2 separate regions of the Mus musculus genome follow, and region 2 is linked to region 1. A link is a loop called in an ENCODE intact Hi-C map of the cell type or tissue named here. Cell type or tissue: left cerebral cortex. All regions are shown on one strand.

Region 1 (8,000 bases):
TTATTAGGATATAAGTGGAGAAGCGGATCTGTTTAGAATGGGTCTTTGGAGCAGTTCAGTTCACAGCTCAGCAGCGGTAGCTCGATCCATTCGCAAACATTTTATGGCTTTACCACTAGTCCAGTTCAGTAGTGTCGGGATAGTGGCAGTGCTGGCAGGACTTAGTAGGAACAGCCAGGCCTCAGCCGAATCCAGCATGCTTGCGGCAGTGGGAGGGACTAGAACCAGCAGGGACTCAGGGAGAGGAGTTCTTTGCTGTGCCTCTCTCAACAAAGCAAAGATCGAGGGAGAAGAATCGTCATAAAGCTAGCTCTATAAGCAAGCCCCTCTCACGGTCCTTTGAGTCCCATTTATACTCCTGCCAAACATCACGTGTCCTCCCTTGATCTTGCCTTGTTGATGTGTCTTGCCTTGGTACACGAGTCTGTCTTAGCAAAACTCTATGTGAGTCTGTCTCAGCTGGCATCACTCTGCCAATGGGCCTAAGTCCAAGGAAGCGGCAAGAAGCCGCAGCACACCACCAGCAGCTTTTCGGTGTGGTTTCTCTCTGTAGAGACAACAAATGGAGCTCAACTAGACAATGTAAGGCGGACTAATGCACGCGTGTCGTTAGTGAAGAATCCTTCATCACGTGTCTTTTCACGTGCTTGCTTCAGCAGAGCATCCTTTCACCTGTGTCTGCTTCAGGAAAACATTTCCTTCATGTGTTTGCCCCAGCAAAACACCATCCGACATAACTGACTCTCCAAAGAACTCTTAAGTTTCCACTTCATATAAGAAATTTTACTAAGAACAGGGGGAGGGTGGTGGGCTGTAAAACCTGTGACCATTTAAAGAGCATCTCTAGCTACTACTCACCAATACCAGGCCCCCTCAGAACTCTGGATGTAGATGTCCCAGCTTCCGTGACATTCGCTTCCCTGTTGGTCTCTCATGGCTATGCCATCCGTACAGCTTTCCCCGCATGCCATGGTTTGAACTGTGATGGGGATGAGCTGTGTATTAAACTGTCTTTAGTGGCGAGCATTTGTGATTCCTGCTGTACTACTACTACACAGTGTTGGTTTTCTCTCCCCCCCACCCCCCTCTCTTTCTCTGCTTTCCTATGGCTTGAGTCAGTACCAAAAAGTATCTTCATAGGTCTATGTGGACCTAGTCCAAATGTGAGCTTTATAAATGTGAAATCACACACACACACACACACACACACACACACACACACACACACACACACACACTGCCTTATATGGCCCCTGTGGCATTGTCTGCCCCCAATCTGTTTCTCTTCAGGACTTCTTTTCCTCTTGGTTTTAATGCTCATCCCTGAAACAGGCCCAGCAGCCTTACCCACTAGCATGTTAATTATTTGTTAGAAATAATGGTGGATTCGCATAGTCTCTGCGGCAAGCAGTGTGAACAGATCTAGTTTTGTGTTCCAGTTTTTGTGGTTCTTCTGTTTTACTTTGTATGACTTCAGCCTCTGTTATTTAGTGCACATAATTTTTAAATAGTGGTTTTTTATTGTTAGTTTAGCATATATTTTTTACATTTATATATTACATATTACATGTTACATTTACATATATATTATACACACACACATATAATATATACCATAGGCCTGTCTCTTCCAACAAGGGGTTATTACTTTTATCATTTGAATTTCCCTCTGTTTGTAAAATTATGCACTATGTTTTAATATCTTAGAAATTACTCATAAATTGTTTTTTTAAGTTTTATTATTATACATAAGTACACTGTAGCTGTCTTCAGACACACCAGATGAGGGCATCAGATCTCATTACAGATGGATGTGAGCCACCATGTGGTTGCTGGGATTTGAACTCAGGACCTTCAGAAGAGCAGTCAGTGCTCTTACCCACTGAGCCATCTCTCCAACCCCTACTCTTAAATTGTAATCACCTAAATAAACAATAAGAGATCATTTTTACTTTTTCTAAGACAGCATGAAAGCTTTAGAAGGATAGCATGTGTTTCCCTAATCTGTGCATTCTTGCTATAGAACATAATTCTGTTTGTTTCTGAGTGTCACGGGGTACATTGAGCTTGACCTAGCTTAACCCCATGCTCTGACTGTTCATAGGGGACAACTTGACTTCTATATCTTGAACTTGGGATTTCCCCCACACACACTTTCTTTTTCTCAAAACAATCTTTAGAGTTTCTTTTAGAAAAACTTTGGGCAGGGGGTGTCCTGGGACTTTTGACTTCACTCTTGAAAGGCATTTTTACGGGATATGCTTGGTACTTTCATTTCTGTCCATCTTGTCCCCTTGGTTCAGAAGGAATGATTAAGTACTTTGAGATGTGTTGGGTACAGGGTTGAGAGTGGCCATGAAACATGGACAGAGTGACTGGGGCAGTGAGACTGCCCTGGGGATGTGAGCAGAGAGGGAGCTGGCAGGTGCCAGGTGCATGGACGATACCATACATGGACCGTGGGCATAGGAACCCTGCCTAAGGCAGGTGGTGTTTTATAAGTGTAGAGATTGATACTCAGGTTAATTGAGTCTCCTAGACGTCCTCTTTCTTGAGGGAAGCACAGAGAAGCTGTGGTTGTTTTATTCCTCAGTAGTCTGAGACTGTAAGAAAGCCCAGGTAAGAGGTGGCAGGTGGAGGCAGAGTATATGACAACTGCTTTGTGGAACTAGGGACCCAGTGTTTTTCAAGGATGCTAGGATGGGATGCTGCTACATCTGCCCTCAAGACTATGATAGGAAGGGATTCTATATCTGCATCCTCTTCGCAAGGGTGATGCAGGAAGGGATCTAACATCTCCATTCAGGGATGCTGCAGGAGGGAACTCTGCATCCAACATCTCCATTCAAGGATGCTGCAGGAAGGAGGATTTTTTTTTCCTTTCCTTACATGAAATCTGAGCTCAGTTTATGAGACGCACATTATTAGATGTGGTGTGTTAGGTTCAGATACATTATTGATTGCACAAACTTTATGGACTTGCCTACAAATCTAATCATTTATGATTCTGCGTCATGGGGAATTACATTCTAAGTAAAAAAAAAAAAGCAACTCACAGATATTTACAACATAAGCCATTCATAAATTTGAGATTCCTATATAAAAGGAATTTATGTGTTGCTCAGACGCTAGGCTGTGGAGAGATTTTGTTTTGTTTAGTGCTTGTTGTAGAAAAAGGTAACTCCCACTTACTGCTTTGTGTCTGTGCCTGGACATCACTGAGTGTTTCGTGTAGATGTGTGGATCCTACCAGGTCACCTTTACTGAGCCCTGAATAAAAACCACATTCCATTAGTCCCAGAGGAATGCTATTGTGGTAGGCCATAATAGGCTGATGCATGGGGAAGTTGTTAAAGCTCTGTAGTTTTACCTTTGTCTCTTTATTTTGACCAGTTCATTGCTTCTCGGCCTTTTGGCTAAGATCAAGTGTATTTTGACCAGTTCCCTCCTTGACTGATAACTAAGCTTTGGTTATTTATATACTACTGTATATTTTAGTTTATGCTCAGTATCCTGGTTAGTGTCTGATATCTTGACACACCTAGGAAGAACCCCTTTGAAGAATTTCCTCCATTCAGCTGGCCTGTGAGCATGTCTGTGGAGCATTTTCTTGCTGGCTAATTGATAGAGGAAGGCCTGGCCCACTATGGGTGGTACCATCCCTAGGCAGGTGGGTCTGGGCTGTATAGTGAGCTTAGTGAGCAGAAGCCAGAGAGCAAGCTGGTAATTAGCATTCCTCCAGGTTCCTGCCTTGAGTTCCCTCCCCTGCCTTCCCTCATTGATGGACTATTATCTGGAAGTGTAAGCTGAACGCCTCTTCTCCCTGAATCGCTTTTGGTCACCGCATTCATCACAGCAACAGAAAGCAAACTAGATCGCAAAGGAACTGTATTTTTACCCAGAACCAGTATTTTTTTTTCAAAGTCTCTAAGGTTTTAAGTAAATAATAATTCCAGCCAACAGCTAGATATCAGGATGCAGTGAACATTCAAAGAAATCTTTTTTTACGTGGGACAACCTGAGATGAGGGCACATACTGGATATTTGTGTACACCCTGTACACAGGTTACATTTTCTGGCGCTTTTCTTCTACATGGATAGGAGGGATTTATTCCTACTGCTGTGCTGCCTTAGAGAGATGCCAACATGTTGGGTGGTTTGTTTGTTTGTTTGTCGTCCCCCCCCCCACCTCTTGCTCCAGCCCTGCTTTGGTTGAGAGAACTTTTCTTTTCTTTTCTTTTCTTTTCTTTTCTTTTCTTTTCTTTTCTTTTCCTTTCCTTTCTTTTCTTTTCTTTTCTTTTCTTTTCCTTTTCTTTTCTTTTCTTTTCTTTTCTTTTTTGGTTTTTCGAGACAGAGTTTCTCTGTATAGCCCTGGCTGTCCTGGAACTCACTTTGTAGACCAGGCTGGCCTCGAACTCAGAAATCCGCCTGCCTCTGCCTCCCGAGTGCTGGGATTAAAGGCGTGTGCTGCCACGCCTGGCGAGAGAACTTTTCAAAATAATCTCCAACTTAAAACAGAAAACTTACAAGTTTATTGCCAAGGTCTTCCCTCCCCCACACATGCTACCGAGCTGCTTACAGCTCACAAACCCCAAGAACCTTAAGTACCCTCGACCACCACCGCCTGCTTCAGCAAGCAAGGTTCTTTCTAATGCAGACCCCATGCTTCCTGCCCTGCTCCATTGAAAGGACGTAGCACCCCTGCATCAATTTCCAAGTCTCCTCTTGACTCTCACAAACTTAGCATCTGTCTTAGTCAGGGTTTCTATTCCTGCACAAAACATCATGACCAAGAAGCAAGTTGGGGAGGAAAGGGTTAATTCAGCTTCCACATTGCTGTTCATCACCAAAGGAAGTCAGGACTGGAACTCAAGCAGGTCAGGAAGCAGGAGCTGATGCAGAGGCCATGGAGGGATGTTACTTACGTACTGGCTTACTTCCCCTGGCTTGCTCAGCCTGCTCTCTTATAGAACCCAAGACTACCAGCCCAGAGATGGCACCACCCACAAGGGGCCTTTCCCCCTTGATCACTAATTGAGAAAATGCCTTACAGCTGCATCTCACGGAGGCATTTCCTCAAGGGAGGCTCCTTTCTCTGTGATAACTCCAGCTTGCGTCAAGTTGACACAAACCCAGCCAGTACAGCATCTTTAGAGAGACGAGCTGGTTGTCTGGGAGGAGGCCCTCCCTTGTGCTTGCCGGATGCTGGCTTGCTGTGTGACTTGAGTATGTCTCCAGGGCCATCCTCCCTGCCTATTGGTGGCCGTTGCTGAGTTTCTGACTGTTAAGGCTGTCTTCTGATTCCCTGGCTATGCATATGCATTCTGTGGTTGGAGCCAGTGGGTCTAAGACGTGTAAGCAAGCGTTCCCTATTGGCCTTACCATAGGAGGCCTCTGTCTTTCCTGTTGGCCAGAGGAGCACCACAGCGTGCCAATGTCTTTGTTCACTCTGAAGTTGTGTATGTTGTAGAGGTGGTAGCAGGGAGACATTCAAGAGGCGTGAGCCCTTCCACGGCTCCTCTTGGAGCACTGCCTGACCTCCTTGGAATACCAAGATATTTCAGCCCATTGTGCTCCATCCCTGATTGGGGGTGGGGGGAAGGGTGAACCCTGGGTTCTGCTCCTTTTGCTTAGTGCACCGGGGAATCACCACATCATGGTGTCTTCTCATTGTTCATGAGGGGGCTGGGGCCACCCAACCAACATGGTCACTCTTTTGTTTTTCCTGCTTGGTTGGGACTCCTCACACTAGGCTATCCTTCACTCCAGGCCTGTACACCCTGCTCAGTCTAATCTTTCTAGTCTGTACAGCTGCTGTGTAAGCTCTGCCTTGGTGTGAACACCCCTTGGCCAGCTCACTGAAGCTCTGATGCCTTACACTGATGGCTTCCTCTCCCTCCTCTTTTCCTTCCTCTTCCCCTCTTTCTCCTCCTGTCCTGCCTCTTTCTCCTCTCCCTCCTCCTCTCCTTCCTCTCTTCCCCACTCTCCCTCTTCCTCTTCTTCTTCCTCTTCCTCCTCCATCCCTTCTTCTTCTTCCCACTCTCCCTCCTCCTCTCTCACCTCTCCCCACTCTCCCTCCTCCCTCCCCTCCTCCTGTTCCTTGCTTGGTGTCATCACCCAGCACAGCCCTCACAGTTCCTCCCCTCCCCTCTCAGGGCTCACCCTCAAGGCTGCCCCTCGTGGCTCATGAGTACTTGTTCAACTGGAGGAGGAGAAGGAGTAGGGCGAAGGTGTTTAAGTATCTCAACATGGGTAAAATAATGTTCCACTTGAGGCTCACCTTACTAATTACTCTAATGAAAACTAGAGCAAGAGGGGAAATCTGACAACCACCAATCAGTGCAGTAGACTACTTTGTGTGAAACTATGAAGAGCCCCCTTGAATAATTGCTTCTGAAGTGAAGAGACTAGAGGTTGCCGCTCTTCCAGTTGACCACAGTGTTGGTCCGGGCCAGTCCTGACCTCTTTCACATGCTTGGGTACGCCATTAACATTCAGGCAGGTGAACCTATATGTCAGATGAATGTTAAAATATGTTAACAATAAAGCAAACAAAATTAAAGAAAAGGAAAAACTCTGGACTGTGTAACAACCGTAAATGTACATTTATAACTTGCCCCTTTCTCCCCTTGCTTCCTTAAACAGAGGAGTGTTCCTTTTGGCTTCCCTTGTATGGCAACGTGTGCTGCCGGCTGGTGGCCCAGCCAGCTTGCATGGCTGCAGATGCATTTGCAGGATTCCTTAATGAACAGGTAGAACACGTCACATGTCCCTCGGCTTGGGGTACCAGTCGGACTCTCTATGCAGGCGTTTGCTCGAGAGGGCCTTTCTGGAAGTGTTAGTTTTTTTTTTAAATATTGTCAGATGTGAGCCGTGAAAGGATGGAGGCTGGATGACTGGGGCAGCCTCTCCAGTTCTCTCTGGCTCCCCATCCCACAAGCACAGGCCCAGGATGGTGGCAGTGATTCTCTTGTGGAAGCTGACCCTGGCTATGCAGCACCTTTCACATAAAGACTCTTCTGGCAGACAGCATTTGGCACAGTTTGAGCCTCTGGGCTTCCAAAGCTGCCTCTGGGCCACCCCCTCCTGATTTATTCATAGCCATAGTTATTTCTATTCAGTAAATAATTAATTGTGGGCTTCAATGAATCAATAGCTTTTTTTTTTTTTTTTTTTGCTAAAAGATTCCATTAGAAGGAAAGAAAAATCTGCATTCTTACCAGGTAGTCAACATCTTCTAGTGTTCTGGAAAAAAAAAAAAAAGAAGGGAAATTATTTTCAGTGTGGAGAGAGTTATTTTTATAATTTCCCTGAGTCTTTTGATGAATTGCCGCAGAATTCTAAGCACTAGATTCTAATAGACTAGCTTTCCCAAATCTGTGTTGATTTATGATTTTCTGTGTGTAAAATTGTATGGTAATAATTACCTTCATTTTGCTTAATGCTTCTGAGAACTCCAGGCGTCTCCTCCGCTCTTGGGTTTGAGGTGCTCAGCCTTAACTGTACAGCCGATGCATAGCTAATTCCGGGCCGTTTTTAAAGTTCTAAAACCTTCACTGATTATGTAAATACCGAGCTGGGGTTAAAGTTAAGGGGGTTGTGATGGAAATTGATAATTGATAGTTGTTTGACTTTTTTTTTTCCTTCCAGCAAACAGGAAAAGGTCTGGTTGGCTGGAGAAGGCTGTACTGTGCTCTGAGAGGGGGTAAACTCCGCTGCTTTTATGGTCCGGAAGAAATTGAAGCTAAAGTGGAGCCGGCTCTGGTGGTTCCTATTGACAAGGTGAGCGGCTTGCAGTTCCAGGGCGAGCACTGAGCCGTAGCCCCAGCCCTGTGAGATGCTGTGTTCACGAGGAGATCATGGCTCCTGAAGTTTATGGTCGCGTTTGTTCTTGACATTCTTGACGTCACAAAGAAAAGGAGCCAAGGGCTGTGGAGACGGGTTATTAACGGAATGTTATCTTTCTTTGCACAGAGAGGCTACTGATGGGGCCAGTCACT
Region 2 (8,000 bases), 59 kb after region 1:
GATAGCTTACAGAAGGTACATCATCTCTGAACCTATTCTCACTGCATGAGTAACCTCCAGGAGAGGCCTGTACACTTCGTAAGCTTCTATACTCTCTGGGTCCTGTGAGTTACAAGGGGTTATGCCTTTCGTCACAGGGGTAATATTCCGTTAGGAGAAAATGATTGTGTTGCCCACATTGGCAATCTTTACTTACTGGACACAATAAGCTGTCAGTCACAATCCCTCCCCCTTTAATATTTCACAGCTCTTTATACCAAAGCTGCCTAGGGTTTCAGTGTTGTGCCAGTGCTGGCTTCTTGCAAACTCTAAAAAAATCCCCCATCTCTGCTGATGGCTAAGCCCGTGGTGACTCGCGCAGAACCTACTCACTTGTACTTCAATTGCAAATTGAACTGACCCATTAAATTTCAATGTGTCAAGAAGGATTCTGAATCTGTTATTTGTTCCCTTCTATAATAGTTGTAAGGAGACAGATGTGTAGGTCTTATTTGGGCCATTTCTGAACGATGCAAGAAAAATGTTCAGTGAATCAATAAGCTAGCATACTTTTGGTCTTCTGGATAGAAGGGACACAAAACAAAAAGATAGTTTAATCACCAGGTGGTGTGTCCAAAGAGACCCATCCAAGAGACAGGAGAGTTCTCAGCAAGAGGGAGAGATTCTTAGTCCATATGCTCTGGAGAGTGAGAAAATCCTTCTCATCTTCCACTTAGTTTCTTAAAAAGTTGAGTGAGTCAGGTGTAGCAGTATGCTCATTGCGGTCGTTTGAATGAAAATGTCCCCCATAGGCTTAGAGGGAGTGGCACCTCTGGGAGGTGTGGCCTTGTTGGAGGAGGTGTGGCCATATTGGAGGAAGTGTGTCACTGGGGGTGGCCTTTGAGGTTTCAGATTCTCAAGCCAGGCTCAGTGTCTTACTCTCTTCCTGGTGCCTGCCGATCCAGATGTAGAATTCTCAGCTACCACTCCAGTATCATGTCTGCCTGTGTGCTGCCATGATGATAATGGACTGAACCTCTGAATTCTAAGCCAGCCCCAATTAAATGCTGTCCTTTACAAGTTATTGTCGTGGATATTGGTGTTTCTCCACAGTATTAAAATCCCAACTAAGACACTCACATAGCCCCAGCTTCTCTGGAAGCTGAGAGTAGAGGAACGTTTGAGACCAGCCTGGTAACATAGCAAGTCCCCATCTCAAGCAACAACAACCATAATGGTAACAAAGAGAACTTTAAAAAAAATGAAATTGATTAGACAAGTGATAAAATTGCCTCTCTGCAATTTGTGTTTTGCAACATTTTCACCTCTCTCTTTCTGTCACGTGTGTTACAATGATAGGTAGCATAAAACTGATCACTTTAATAGTTTTTAAGTCTTCAGTCCAGTGACCTTATCTGAGGTACCCTCACCATCCACCTCCAGAGCCTTTGTCGTTTTCTATCATCTCTGCCCATTTGTAAACCTTTGGACTTGAACCTCTGAGGAACAATGGTTTATCTTAGGGACAAGCAAATGACTGCCATGATCAGTCACACAGCACAATGGTTAAAAGAAATGACCTTGGTTTCAGACAGCCCATCTCTGTCTGGCACCCTATGCTTGGTCAGATCACTCTCTGGATTGTGTCTGTGTTCTTCACCCCCTGGGAAATGGGGTGACACCAGCATGTGCCAAGAAGTTATCATGGGCATGAAAAGGTCATTTTTGTTCTAAGGAACACCCCCACCCCCAACACACACGTGCACGCACGCACACACACACACACACACACATACTGGAAAATATCAGAAGTCAGTGAAATGGAGCACAGGCTGCCCCAACATTCCTCCTGGATTGGCTTGTCCGGATGCCAGCCTCCCTTGACCCTTCTTTCCTAGACTTGACATCATCTGCTACCCTGATGCTTTCCATGGGCCAAGGAGACCCAGAGTTGTGTCCATCATGGTGGCATTGTGGGTCTAGGGGGTTGGTTGGGAGCCAAGCAATTTTAGGAGCTATGTTTGCAGCATTGTTGAGGCTTAGGTCCCAGATAAGGGCTTGGTTGGGAGCCCTGCTGGGAAGGGAAGCAGCTGGTTCCTCTCTTCTGCTGAGAATGAAGCCTATCCTCTGCAGGACAGCTCGCCCCTTTCTTTCAGTTAGCTTTCTCCCTTTGGACTCTACTCTTTGGCCTACTGGTGGCTTCTTAGCCACAACCTCTCTCGTTTTCTAAAATTATCCACTACTTTTCTCACCTATTGTCCGACTCTCTCTTCAGGAAGTCAAATGTCATCTATTTCAGTCATGATGATATTGCCAGTGGCTAAGCCCTTGCCTGATGTAGGGAGAGTCTCCACAGACCCTCCCTATGCCACACAAACACGTGTAAATCTTTCCCCTCCTACCTCCTGCCCCTCCCACACAATCTGACATTAAAAATGAGAAAACCGAAAGGTGGAGAAGTTAGTGTGGTGGTTAATATTGTCTGCTGGATGCCGAGGAAGCAGGTCTCATCACATACCTGTGAGGGATTGTCTACCCTAAGGCTATCCTCTGCGAACTCCTGTGCGGAATTGTCTTGATTGCGTTGATTGGCATGGGCATAGCCATCTTCACTGTGAGTGGACCATTCTCGGGTCCTGAGCTGTATTTAATGGAGAGAGCAAGTGAGGACCTAGCAGCTCTTCATCCATTCTCTGCTCTCTGTTTCTGATTATGGATGTGTTGTGACCAGCTCCCTCTAGCCCCCATTGCACTGAATTCCCCCAGTGATGGAAATAGCTCTTTCTTTCTCCATTAAGTTGCTTTGCTCAGAGTGTTTGATTACAGCTTCAGAAAAACAAACTAAGACATTAGGAGACATCCCTGAGTTGGCCTCAGGCATAACCAAGGGCTCCTGAACTCTAGAAACCCATTGCTTATACTAGGATACTTTTACATTCTATAGGGGGAGGAAGTATGCAGACATTTTCTTCCCAGGTTCTATGGATGAGATCCTTGAGAGGGCAGGCCCTAGACCCACATGCTCTGAGTCAGACCAAGTTATACCTGCTCTCCCCAGCACAGATTTGAAAGTTTTGCTCTACAGAAGAAAGGTGGGGAGGAAGGAAAGTGTTAATGAGGTTGGTTCTTTCCTTTTCTATGTTGAGAATTTTCTAACTCTCTCAGGCCGGGATTTGCCTATGGCCCCTTCTGTTACCATTTACCCATGTGCTCCCATGTCTATTCCTAAATGAGGCTCAGCCTCATCTTGTTCTGTTCCAACTAAAACTCACATCTTCCATGTCTTCTATATCCTCAAGGAAAGATTTCTCAGAGCGCCATTGAGTTTGGGGGAAATTCCTATTTCCAGTCACTCTTCTGCTCTCGAGAGCTCAATGTATGTGGGAGAAGATGTGGGGAACGCTGTTTTTACTCATGAAGACAGAGGCTCAGAAAAGTTAAGGGAAAGTGCCAGGCACACTTACAGTTCCAGAGTGGGGAGTAGGACATACACAGTGCTTTGCTATGTGATAACGGGTCTGTATTCATCCACCAGCGTCCATTCCTTCTCACACTCTTGCTTGAGTTTTTTTCCCTTCACCTTCCTTTTTCATGCCATTGCTTAATTGTCGTCATAGGGTCTTGAAAGCAGCTGGCAGCATCTCCAGGTGTATCGGCTGTGTTGTACCCCACATGGTGCACTGGACCGGTACAGGAGCATGGCCCAGTATGGACAGAATAAACTTCCCTGGAAGCAACAAGAAGAGTCTGTGATGCAGGCAGCGAAGGAGGAGAAGACCCAGGCAGGACGATAAAACACATGCCTGATGACCTGGCATCTAGCCCAAAGCCTGAGGTGTTTAGGACCCTGGAGCTTGCCTGAGTGGAGGAAGGGTGGGTTAGTGTGAGCAGTCTCAGTCAGGGCAGATCAACAGATGGGGAAGAAGGCAGGAGGTGAGCCTGTATCTGGCTTTGTCATCACCCTCCGTTTTATCTGTGGAGAGGAAATGCGTGTACAAACTGTCACGATACTCTTTTTAGAGCCTGATTTCCTTTTCTTTGTTTTAACTCTCCTGATTGCTGTGTATGGGGCAAGGGGAGTGGGGTGCATCTCACAGGAGGCAAGTGGGGAAATCTATAAGACTCAAGAAAATCTCTGCTCTCGATATACCTGAGGGACCCTGGAAAGGTCCTCCGGGCTATTGCAATGCTATTTCTCTTAGACAATATATTTCTGGTATTTCTTTAAAATTAGTGTGTGTGTGTATGAGAGAGAGAGAGCAAGAGCATGTGCTCTCACATGTCCACCAGTGCACACACATGTTTGTGTGAATATGGACTCACCTATGTGTGTATGTGTGTGAATGTAGGTGCTTACGGAGGTCATAAGAAGCTGGAGTTGCATATGGGTGCTAGAAACCAAGCTTGGGTCCTCTGAAAGAGTAGTGCGGTCTCTGTACTATGAAGCCATCTCTCCAGCCTCCCACCTCAACTCTTTAAAAGCTATGGGGATTTATTTAAAGAAAGTACATCCTTCCACTACCAAGGCAATTTATTTTCATGTGTTTCTTTTGCACATGTATGTGTTTATGGTATGTGTATCTGTGTGTGTATGTGCTTGCATGTGTATGGACTCACCTGTATGTGTTTGTGTATCTCTGTGTGTGTGTGTCTGTGTATGTGTGTGTGTGCATGCATGCACATTTGCATGTGTATGGACTTGTGTGTGTGTGTGTGTATGACCTCACCTGTATGTTTGGGTGTCTGAGCATATATATGTCTGTATGTGTGTGTGTATCTCTGTGTATGTGTGTCTGTGTATGTGTGTGCATGCATGCACATTTGCATGTGTATGGACTTGTGTGTGTGTGTGTGTGTGTGTGTGTGTGTGTGTGTATGATCTCACCTGTATGTTTGGGTGTCTGAGCATATATATGTCTGTATGTATGGAGCCAGACTTGACACCAATAGTCTTCTTGGAGCACTTCTTCCTTCAATATTGAGGCAGGGTCTTTCGGTTGAGCCCTGAGCTTGCCTAGCTGGCTAGTGTAGTTAGCCAGATTCTCAGGGACCCCCTTCTCTGCTTCTCAAGTGCTGGGATTACAGGCTGGTGGCCATGCCCACCCTGCACCTACATCAGTGCTGAGGATATGAGCTCAGGTCCTCGGCTTGTGAGGCAGGCGCTTTCCTCGCTGAGCCATCTCTTCAGCAGCCCATCCATCCTCACGTTTCAATAAGTGACGAGTTTATACACTTAAAAGTGTCAAATAGTGGAGAGTGAGAAATGGCGAGGCAGTTGCAAGCATGTGCCAATCTTGCACAAGATGCAGGTTTGGTTCCCAGCACCCAGCTGCTGCCCACATCTGTAGCTGCACATCCTGGGCGATCTAACTCCTTCTTCTGACCTACAAGGGCACCAGACACACATGGTGCCCATCACTACATGCAGGTAAAACACTCACATACATACAATAAAAATAATAGCAAAATACCCAATGATAGAACAAGGACTTTAATAGATATAAAAATGACAGTCCCCAACTCTGTGCCCGAAGGAACCCACTGATAGCTTTCATGATTGACCTACCTATGCCTGTGTGAATATCTATCTACTGTTTCCTATAATACTGGCCAGAAAGAGAGGAGTCCATATGCACAGCCATACCCTTCTTCTCCCCCTCTCTGTGCACAAAAGCGCTTCATTCTTTCTCCCATCTGAATAGTAACCCTTGAAAAACTGTTTTAAAGATTTATTTTATGAATATGAATGTTTTGCCTGCATGTATGTCTGTGCTTCATGGCTTTGCTTGGTGCCTGAGGAGGTCAGAAGAGGGTGTCGGATTCCCTAGAAATGGGACCACCGTGTAGGTGCTGGGAGCCAGTCGTGGGTTCCCCCTCCCCACCCCTGACAGCAACCTACCTCTCAGACCTCAATGCTAATTCTCCATAAGGGAGCATCCTACATTACACAACCAGTGTCTTTTTGTGTGTTGTTTTTCTTTGGGTTTAGACCGGCAGTGCTTTCGTGCACACACTTGTACATATCCCTTGATCAGCGTCAGTATCTATATAGGAAAGTTCCCAGCAGAGTGAGCATGACTACAGAAATGGGTACCTTTAAAATTAAATGGACTTTCTCTGATTACCTTCCAGCGATGACGCTGTCTGCCACTTTGGCCTCAGCCAAGTCTAATTGTTCTTCATACATGCTTGAGAAAAGGGCCTGTCACTTAGTTTCTTTAAGTCTGAAGGGGGTTTTGTTGTTTTGTTTTTAAGTCTCTGCTTGCTGTTTGGTGGCTTCTGTAATTACTGATTGCTTTCTGTTTTTACCGTTTAGCAATCTGCTGTCTGTATGCTTCATCCCTTTTCTCCATATTGGACTTATGACCAATTCTCTATGTTATTTGCATGCAATTTTTCTTAGGAGAGAGACAGTCTGTCCACTCTCCTGTCGTGTGACTTATGAAGTTTCCTAACCAGTCCCTTTTCTCTTCTCTTGGTTTAGAGCACACAGATCACAACTCCAAGAGCGGTTTTTAGGTAATAGAACATTGATCTTTGTCTTTGGGGTGTCTATGTGTCCAGCCCTTCCCCCAAAAGATTCCTTATTCCAGGAGCATAAAAACAACTATTCACTTTTCCAAGCTTCTATGATTTTTTTAAAATACTTTTTTTGGTTTGTGTTGTTTGGGATTGAATTTCTGGGGCTCTTTTTTTTGGTTCCTTCACTGCTTTTTGTATTTAAATCTTTGATCCACTGGGACTCAGTGTTAGTGTATTGAATGAAGCAGAAATCCAACTTAATTTTTCCTCTCTTAATGAGCTATTGATCCGGCCTCATTAACTGAGGAATCTCCTTTTCCTACTGTTTTTAAAATGTCTCCCTTTCTCATATTAATACTCAGATGGACCTGGTTTCATTAAATGGAGTCTTCATTCTTATTTCTCGGTCTACTTTTTTTCTAGTCTAAACTATTTTCATGACTGGAGCTTTAAACCAGTCTTAGCTGTCAAGCTGGGATAATTCTTTATATTATATTTCATTTTCAAGAATGTTCCAGATTAATCTTCATAATTGGTTTTATAAATGAACTTAATATTATTTTAATTTGCACCAAGATGTGAAAAATGGCTACTTCTATTGGAATTTCATTCAACTTAAACATTAATTTATGGGGAAATGGTGTTTCCCTATCGGGCTGCAGTTTGTCCTTCAACTGAAGGCCTTCAGGGGTCTGTTTATACTTTATGAAAGTCTTTATAATGAGCACTCTGCAAGCTACATCTTACATTGCCCTCCTGGATTCTTTAGGTTGGTATTTTGGGTAAGATCTTTTGCACAGTTTTGAGATTTAAGAAAGCCACTCATCTGTGTGTGTGTGCATATGTGTGTGCATATGTGAATGTGTATGTATGTGTGTATACGTATATGTATGTATGTATGTATGTATGTATGTATGTATGCATGTGTGTGCATATGTATGTGAATATGTATGTATCTGTGAATGTGTGTACATATCTGTGTATGTTTTTGTGTGTGTATGTGAGTATGTGTATGTACGTGTTTGTGTATGTGTAAGTATGAGTAAGTATGTGTGTGTGTGTGTGTCTATATTTTTCTAATTTGTCTCCTTGTTCAGTGTTCTGATTGTTCCTTACTGCTAGTCTTTCAGAGCTCTTGTGTTTCCTGGGCCTAGCACACTCCATTAAATGATTCCACAAGGGTGAGAATTGTCGAGTCATTGCGTTTTGCCCAGCAAGTCTGTACTTCTTCCAAAAGCCTTACTTCCCCTTCCTGACCACAGCCCTCTGGGTTCTCAGTTCCTAGAACACCATGCTCTATCTTGTCTGTGGGATTTCATGGATCTTCTTTTCCTAGTCATCATTTTCCTAGTCTCTGCTAAACAGTCACGTTTTTCAAAGAGCCTCCCCTGAACCCCAGCTGTCATGGCGGTCTCCCCTTGCTCTTTGTGACGACTGCCCCTCATTGGCTGTACCCTCTGGATATACTCATACCCTTAGACATCGAAATCCAGGATATA

The links. Peaks named below come from ENCODE experiments on the same cell type or tissue, not always from the same donor. Only the 100,000 strongest peaks of a DNase experiment are listed, where the experiment ranks them.
Region 2: a loop joins it to region 1, with 2.3 times the contacts of the local background. A loop is called at or near these places in 2 of 42 quality-filtered maps.

The regions. Positions count from the first base shown.
Region 1 is chr10:68,018,868-68,026,867 of GRCm38, forward strand. Rtkn2 (rhotekin 2) reads left to right here. Exons shown (of 12, transcript NM_001359319.1): 8 at 6,646-6,752; 9 at 7,651-7,782. Among named protein-coding and RNA genes, the nearest start is that of Rtkn2, 43 kb to the left of the region's middle. In left cerebral cortex, no CTCF peak of the experiment used is centred here; no DNase peak of the experiment used is centred here.
Region 2 is chr10:68,078,054-68,086,053 of GRCm38, forward strand. No RefSeq gene overlaps it. Among named protein-coding and RNA genes, the nearest start is that of Gm51770, 69 kb to the right of the region's middle. In left cerebral cortex, no CTCF peak of the experiment used is centred here; a DNase peak (open chromatin) is centred at 3,369.